3 separate regions of the Homo sapiens genome follow, and all the other regions are linked to region 1. Evidence: read pairs that join two places in POLR2A ChIA-PET (ENCODE). Cell type or tissue: A673. All regions are shown on one strand. Region 1 has its middle 4.3 kb from the start of COX8A. Region 2 overlaps SPINDOC (spindlin interactor and repressor of chromatin binding). Region 3 overlaps MARK2 (microtubule affinity regulating kinase 2).

Region 1 (2,500 bases):
AGTGGCGCAATCACAGCTCTGTAGCCTTGACTTTGACTGCAGCCTTGACCTCCCAGGCTCAAGCGATCCTCCCACCACAGGTTGTACCCCAGTAGCTGGGACTATAGGCATGTGCTACCACCATGCCTGGCTAGTTTCATCTTTTTTTTTTTTTTTTTGAGACTGAGTCTCACTCTGTTGCCCAGGCTGGAGTGTAGTGGAACAATCTCGACTCACTGCAACCTCCGCCTCCCGGGTTCAAGTGATTCTCAGCCTCCTGAGTAGCTGGGATTACAGGCGCTCGCCACCATGCCCGGCTAATGGTTTTTTTTTTTTTTTTTAAGTAGAGATGGGGTTTCACCCTGTTGGTCAGGCTGGTCTCGAACTTCTGACCTCGTGATCCGCCCACCTCGGCCTCCCAAAGTGCTGGGATTACAGGCATGAGCCACTGCGCCCAGCCATACCTGGCTAGTTTCTTAAAACATTTTCTTGTAGAGATGGGGTCTTACTATGTTGGACAGGCTGATCTTGAACTCGTGGGCTCAAGTGATCCTCCTACCTCAGCCTTTCAAAGTGCTGGGACTACAGGTGTCAGCCACTGCGCCTGGCTGCTTGCTTTTTTTTTTTTTTTTGAGACAGAGTCTCGCTCTGTCGCCAGGCTGGAGTGCAGTGGTGTGATCTCGGCTCACTGCAACCTCCGCCTCCTGGGTTCAAGTGATTCTCCTGCCTCAGCCTCCCGAGTAGCTAGGACTACAGGCGTGTGCTACCACGCCCAGCTAATTTTTGTATTTTTAGTAGAGATGGGGTTTCATCATGTTGGCCAGGATGGTCTCGATCTCTTGAACCTCAATATCTGCCCGCCTCGGCCTCCCAAAATGCTGGGATTACAGGCGTGAGCCACCGCCGCCGGCCCCTGCTTGCTTTTTAAATGTCAACTCCAGGGCCCCTTTCCTTCTAACACTTTCCATACATGGTTATGGACTAATTGTCTTTCTTCATTCTATCTGCCAGCTTCCCTTTCTCCTCCTCTGTTTGACTTGGGGAATCTGCCATTCCTCTGTCCCCAGGAGTCCTTCCTCAGTGATTCTTTCTCCTGGTGTGTGAGGGGCAGGAAGTACCTCAGCAGGGGCAATGTTCCCAAACACTGCACGCTGAGCTGGAGTCCTGATTGCCAGCATCTGGAAGGAATACTCGGACCTGCCGGGTCCCACCCTCGAGGAAGACATGGCTTTACCTCTCCTTTGCATCCTCTTTGCTGGGGTGACTTGGTTGATTTCTGAAAAGACACAGGTTCAGTCTCCCCTGTGGAGCTGAGGCTGCCAGGACGCCTGTGCCTGGAACAGTGGGCAAAGATGTCAGGTGAGAGGGGAGGGCTGTGGTTGGCCTCAGGCCCTGAGTGTCTGAACACACGTCTTCCTAGCTCCTGTTCTGCAGGTTGTTTCCTGATTTATGTTGACAGAGCTGAGGGTGGACCTGACTCTCCTGCCGTAGCCTGGTCTTGCTTGGCTTTTCTGCGTGATGCCCAGGGAAGCCTGTGGGGCCCAGTGCCTGATACCGTACTGGGTTTAGCTCCTGCCATAGCTGTTTCCCTGAGCGTTAGGAAATTGTCCTCTGCCTCCTAGGTGGCTCCTTTCCTTCCACACAAGCCAGACTTTGTATATGAGGCTGAAGGGTCAGGGCCTAGTTGGAGGGCCGGGGAGAAGCTGCCTGGGCCTGTTGCCCCTAGTGGGGTTCAGAATGCTGCAGGTGTGCCCGGTGGGAGCATCGGCCAGGGAGGGGAGAGCCTATGTTGGATCTGGAGCCAGGATGGGGTACTGACCTAGGAGAATCCACCTGCCACATACAGGTATCACAACAGGTCCCTTGTTTCTGGATGGAGGGTCCTCATGGCCATCTTCCACACAACAGGACCACCCCTTGTTCTGTGCATGGTTCTGGGAGGCTTTTCTGCTTACATTAGTCCCTGTGGAGGTGGGACCTGAGCGCCCCCTGACTGTCCTCTCAGGCCCATCTCCTGGCCTGGCTGGCAGCTCCCTGGCCCTGGGGACCAGCCACTGCGGTGTGGGAGGCCGGGGCATTCCCACCAAGCCTGCACTTCTTGAGTAGAGGGCCCTGAGTGTCCTGGCCCTTGGTTGACTCAGGGCTGCTTTCCTCTGGCTGTGGGCACAGATGAGGTGCTGGTCTCATAACCACGGGGCTGCACACAGCAAGGACGTGGCACTGGAAAAAGTGTGATCTTGAGTTTTTCTTTTTTTTTTTTTTTGAGACGGAGTTTTGCTCTTGTTGCCCAGGCTGGAGTGCAATGGCACGACCTTGGGTCATTGGCAACCTCTGCCTCCCGAGTTCAAGCGATTCTCCTGCTTCAGCCTCCCGAGTAGCTGGGACTACAGACATGCACCACCACACCCAGCTAATTTTGTATTTTTAGTAGAGATGGGGTTTCTCTATGTTGGTCAGGCTGGTCTCAAACTCCCGATCTCAGGTGATCCACCCGCCTTGGCCTCCCAAAGTGTTAGGATAG
Region 2 (2,500 bases), 160 kb before region 1:
CGCCCAGGCTGGAGTGCAGTGGCGCGATCTCGGTTCAGTGCATCCTCTGCTTCCCAGGTTCAAGCGATTCTCCTGCCTCACCCTCCTGAGTAGCTGGGATTACAGGCGTGTGCCACCATGCCCAGCTAATTTTTGTATTTTTAGTAGAGACAGGGTTTCGCCATGTTGGCCAGGCTGGTCTCGAACTCCTGACCTCAGGTGATCCACCTGCCTCAGCCTCCCAAACTGCTAGGATTACAGGCGTGAGCCACCGCACCTGACCAGGTGGGCTTTTCTTAGTGTTTCCTTGTTTCCTGGAATTGGTCACTGGGTCCGGGTAGGCCAGTGTTTCCCAGAAGCCTGATACTGATTTCCACACATGCAGTTTGTTCTAGCTAGAGCCTGAGGGGTGCCCACCTTACCCTGGTGGAGCTGAGGCCCAGATGGGGCCACTCAGCAATTCAGTTAGGTGTCCAGAGAATAGATAAGATGAGCAGTGGACAGACACCTCCAGGGGACACCAGCTCAGTAAATTGCCTCATAACAGCAGTAAGTGCTTGTGTTGTTTGGGCTCCTACTGAGTTTAAGAAGCTTACATACAAGGCAAGTCGTGGTGGCTCACGCCTGTAATCCCAGCACTTTGGCAGGCTGAGGCGGGCAGATCACCTGAGGTCGGGAGTTTGAGACCAACCTGGCCGATATGGCGAAACCTCATCTCTACTAAAAATATAAAAATTAGCCAGGTGTGGTGGCAGGCGCCTGTAATCCCAGCTACTTGGGAGGCTGAGGCAGGAGAATTGCTTGAACCTGGGAGGTGGAAGTTGCAGTGAGCCGAGATTGCGCCACTGCACTCCAGCCTGGGCAACAGAGTGAAACTCTGTCTCCAAAAAAAAAAAAAAAAAAGAAGCTTACATACAGTTTATTTGGCCCTTACAAAAATAACTTGTATAGAAGGGCAGATGTCCATTCCTTTTTCCAAAAGGGAAAACCATTTCTCAAAGAAATGGTTCCTTCTTCCCCATGGTCCTTATGTCAGTTTCCTATTTGCTGCTGTAACAAATCACACAAATCTAATGGCTTAAAACAACACACATCGGGCCGGGCGCGGTGGCTCACGCCTGTAATCCCAGCACTTTGGGAGGCTGAGACGGGCGGATCACGAGGTCAGGAGATCGAGACCATCCTGGCTAACACGGTGAAACCCCGTCTCTACTAAAAATACAAAAATTAGCCGGGCATGGTGGCGCACGCCTGTAGTCCCAGCTACACGGGAGGCTGAGGCAGGAGAATGGCGTGAACCCGGGAGGCGGAGCTTGCAGTGAGTCGAGATCGCGCCACTGCACTCCAGCCTGGGCGACAGAGCGAAACTCCGTCTCAAAAAAAAAAAAAAAAAACAACACACATCGCTTGTGCCTGTAGTCCCAGCCACTTGGGAGGCTGAGACAGGAGGATTGTTTCAGCCCAGGAGTTCAAGGCTGCAATGAGCTATGATCACACCACTGCACTCCAGCCTGGACGACAGAACGAGACCCTCTCTAAAAACAAAACAAAACCCAAATTTATTATTTTACAGTTCTGGAGGTCAGAGGTCCAAAATGGGTCTCACTGAGCTAAAATCAAGCTGTTGGCAGGGCTGTGTTCCTTCCTGGAAGCTCTAGGGGAAAATCTATTTTCTTGACTTGCCCAGCTCCTAGAGGCTGCCTGCATTTCTTGGCTTGTGGCCTCCTTCCATCTTCAAAGCCAGCAGTGGCTAGTAGAGTCTTTCTCAGATACTGTCCTGGGTTCCGGCTCATCTGCCTCTTCCCCATTCAAGGACCCTCATGATTATATTGGGCTACTCAGTCCAGGATAATCTCTTTTTGAGTCCGCTGATGAGCAACCTTAATTTCATCTGTAACCTTCATTCCCCTTTGCCATGTAACAAAACATTCACGGGTTCCAGGGATTAGGGTGAGGGGCATCATTCTGCCAACCACACATGACCCAGCAGACAGAATTAGGATGAGACTGGAATGTAGTCCAGCAGGGCAGAGACCAAGCCTAGTCCTCTGTTCACCTCTCCATGCCAAGCATAGTTTACAGGCGCTCAGGAAATGCTTCTTGAAGAAGTGAATAGGTAGGAGTGCACGTCTCCTTGTACCAACTTGTCTGAAATGTGTGTTTGAAACTAGAGCCATAGAATGATGGCCAACGAGGTGGCTGGAGGCTCTCCTGAGAGTAGGGCTCTCAAAAAGCAGGTGTGCTTTTGTTTTTGTTTTTTGAGACAGAGTCCCTGCCCAGGCTGGAGTACCATGGCGCCATCATAGCTCACTGCAACCTCAAACTCCCAGGCTCAAGCAGTCCTCCTGCCACAGCCTCCTGAGTAGCTGGGACCACAGGTGTGCATCTCCACACCAGGCTAATTCTTAAATTTTTTGTAGAGACAGGTTTTCACTGTGTTGCCCAAGCTAGTCTCCAACTCCTGGGTGCAAGCAGTCCTCCCACCTGGGCCTCCCAAAGTTCTGGGATGACAGGTGTGCTT
Region 3 (2,500 bases), 120 kb before region 1:
GCCACCATGCCCGGCTTATTTTTGTATTTTTAGTAGAGACAGGATTTTGCCATGATGGCCAGGCTGGTCTTCAACTCTTGACCTGGTGATCCACCTGCCGTGGCCTCCTAAAGTACTGGGATGACAGTCATGAGCCACCACATCCGGCCTCTAACCCTTGTTTCTTAATGAAACATACCTGTAAACCCCACTGTTATGTAGGTATACTTTATTTTTCCTGTAAGAGGTAGGTTTATTTGGAGTGTTTGTAGCAGTGTGTGAACTTTGTATTTCCTTGACAAGTCCTTAAGTGACAGGGAAAATTGTAGTAGTATATAATCTGTAAACTACCCTGTAATTCTCAACTTTGTTCTTTTGCATATACTCATTCTCCAATTTCCATAGCACCTCTAACTTTTAACAGCTTCCCTAAGTCCTACAAATAATAGACCTTGGGCCTCCTCTAATAGTCACTTTGACCAACTTTAAGCAAATCTTTTAAAACTCATGTCGGCTGGGTGCAGTGGCTCACTCCTGTAATCCCAGCACTTTGGGAGGCTGAGGCGGGTGGATCACGAGGTCAGGAGATCGAGACCATCCTGGCCAACATGGTGAAACCCCGTCTCTACTAAAAATACAAAAATTAGCCGGGCGTGGTGGCGTGCGCCTGTAGTCCCAGCTACTTGGGAGGCTAAGGCAGGAGAATTGCTTGAACCCAGGAGGGGGAGGCTACAGTGAGCCGAGATCATGCCACTGCACTGTAGCCTGGGTGACAGAGACTCCCTCTCAAAAAAAAAAAAATAAATAGAAATAAAAAAGCCAGGCACAGTGGCCCACATCTGTAATCCCAGCACTTTGGGAGGCCAGGGCGGGTGGATCACGAGGTCAGGAGTTCGAGACCAGCCTGGCCAATATGGTGAAACCCCGTCTCTACTTAAAATACAAAAAATTAGCTGGGTATGGTGGCGCGTGCCTATAGTTCCAGCTCTTCAGGAGGCTGAGGCAGGAGAATCACTTGAACCCAGGAGGCGGTGGTTGCAGTGAGCATAGATCACGCCACTGCACTCCAGCCTCGGTGACCGAGTGAGACTCCATCTCAATGAAAAAAAAAAACAAAAACAAAAACTCATGTCATTTGCTCAGAATCACATCTCATTGGAATCATTTTTTTAAAACTGTTTAATCAAGTGCTCAACATATCAATTCGTGTCTACATAGAGGATCATAGCTCCATTTCCCATCACTCAGCAAGTCCCATAATCTGCTTTTTCCACAAAGCGTATTTCTTTTCAGATTTACATGTGGCATGCATTTCAGTTCCAGAATTGAACTTAATGTGCTATTTTCTCTCTTCGGCTACTGGTCTGTGTGGAAGATAAGGAACTTTAATTTCGGGTTGGGTGCAGTGGCTCACGCGGGTAATCCCAGCACTTAGGGAGGCTAAGGCGGGCGGATCACGAGGTCAGGAGTTCAAGACCAGCCTGGCCAAGATGGTGAAACCCCATCTCTACTAAAAATACAAAAAACGTAGCCAGGCGTGGTGGTGGGCGTCTGTAATCCCAGCTACTCTGGAGGCTGAGGCAGAGAATTGCTTGACCCCGGGAGGTGGAGGTTGCAGTGAGCTGAGATCGCACCACTGCACTCCTGCCTGGGCGACAGAGCGAGACTCCGTCTCAGAAAAAAAAAACAAGAATTTTAATTTCAAATATTTGTTTACTGTATTAGTTAAGGCAACGGCTTAGTAATGGCACCTCCTGGATGGCCCTGTAAGCGCATTAATCTGGTCCAAGTCATTGGGAAACTCAGCCTTAAAGGGAATGGACTGAGTGGTTGAAGAGTAGGCAGGGTCTCCTCATTTTTGCATGGTTTGCCTCTGAGGCTGTGTATCTTTAGCTACAGACAGAATAGCTAACATTTATTGAGCCCTTACTCTGTCGCAAGCACTTGTTTAGTTGTTTTACATTCATTAACTCATTTACTCTTTTTTTTTTTTTTTTTTGAGACAGAGTCTCGCTCTTGTTGTCCAGGCTAGAGTGCAACGGCACGACCTTGGCTCACTGCAACCTCCGCCTCCCGGGTTCAAGCAATTCTCCTGCCTCAGCCTCCCAAGTAGCTGGGATTATAAGTATCTGCCACCATGCCTGGCTAATTTCTTTCTTTCTTTCTTTTTTTTTTTTTTTTGAGACGGTGTTTCGCTCTTGTTGCTCAGGCTAGAGTGCAGTGGCACTGTCTTGGCTCACTGCAGTCTCCGCCTCCTGGGTTCAAGCAATTCTCCTGCCTCTGCCTCCCGAGTAGCTGGGATTGCAGGTATCCGCCACCATGCCCGGCTAATATTTTGTATTTCTAGTAGAGATGCGGTTTTACCGTGTTGGCCAGGCTGGTCTCAAACTCCGGACATCAGGTGATCCACCCATCTCAGCTTCCCAAAGTGCTGGGATTACAGGCATGAGCCACCATGCCTGGCTTCATTTATTCTTTGTAAGTTAGTAGATCTCACTGTTTTACAGGTGAGGAAATAGAG

What was found. ChIA-PET counts read pairs that join two places held together with the same protein. Peaks named below come from ENCODE experiments on the same cell type or tissue, not always from the same donor. Only the 100,000 strongest peaks of a DNase experiment are listed, where the experiment ranks them.
Region 2: POLR2A ChIA-PET joins it to region 1 with 6 read pairs; 16 of 35 experiments call an interaction of 5 or more read pairs at or near these places.
Region 3: POLR2A ChIA-PET joins it to region 1 with 7 read pairs; 5 of 35 experiments call an interaction of 5 or more read pairs at or near these places.

The regions. Positions count from the first base shown.
Region 1 is chr11:63,977,625-63,980,124 of GRCh38, forward strand. No RefSeq gene overlaps it. Among named protein-coding and RNA genes, the nearest start is that of COX8A, 4.3 kb to the left of the region's middle. RefSeq lists enhancers at 1-324, 1,001-1,678. In A673, no CTCF peak of the experiment used is centred here; a DNase peak (open chromatin) is centred at 1,057; H3K4me3 peaks cover 522 bases; H3K27ac peaks cover 2,073 bases.
Region 2 is chr11:63,819,535-63,822,034 of GRCh38, forward strand. All of the region lies in intron 5 of SPINDOC (spindlin interactor and repressor of chromatin binding), which reads left to right. Among named protein-coding and RNA genes, the nearest start is that of SPINDOC, 7.3 kb to the left of the region's middle. In A673, no CTCF peak of the experiment used is centred here; no DNase peak of the experiment used is centred here.
Region 3 is chr11:63,859,781-63,862,280 of GRCh38, forward strand. The region is part of intron 1 of MARK2 (microtubule affinity regulating kinase 2); the gene reads left to right. Among named protein-coding and RNA genes, the nearest start is that of MARK2, 22 kb to the left of the region's middle. In A673, no CTCF peak of the experiment used is centred here; no DNase peak of the experiment used is centred here; H3K27ac peaks cover 58 bases.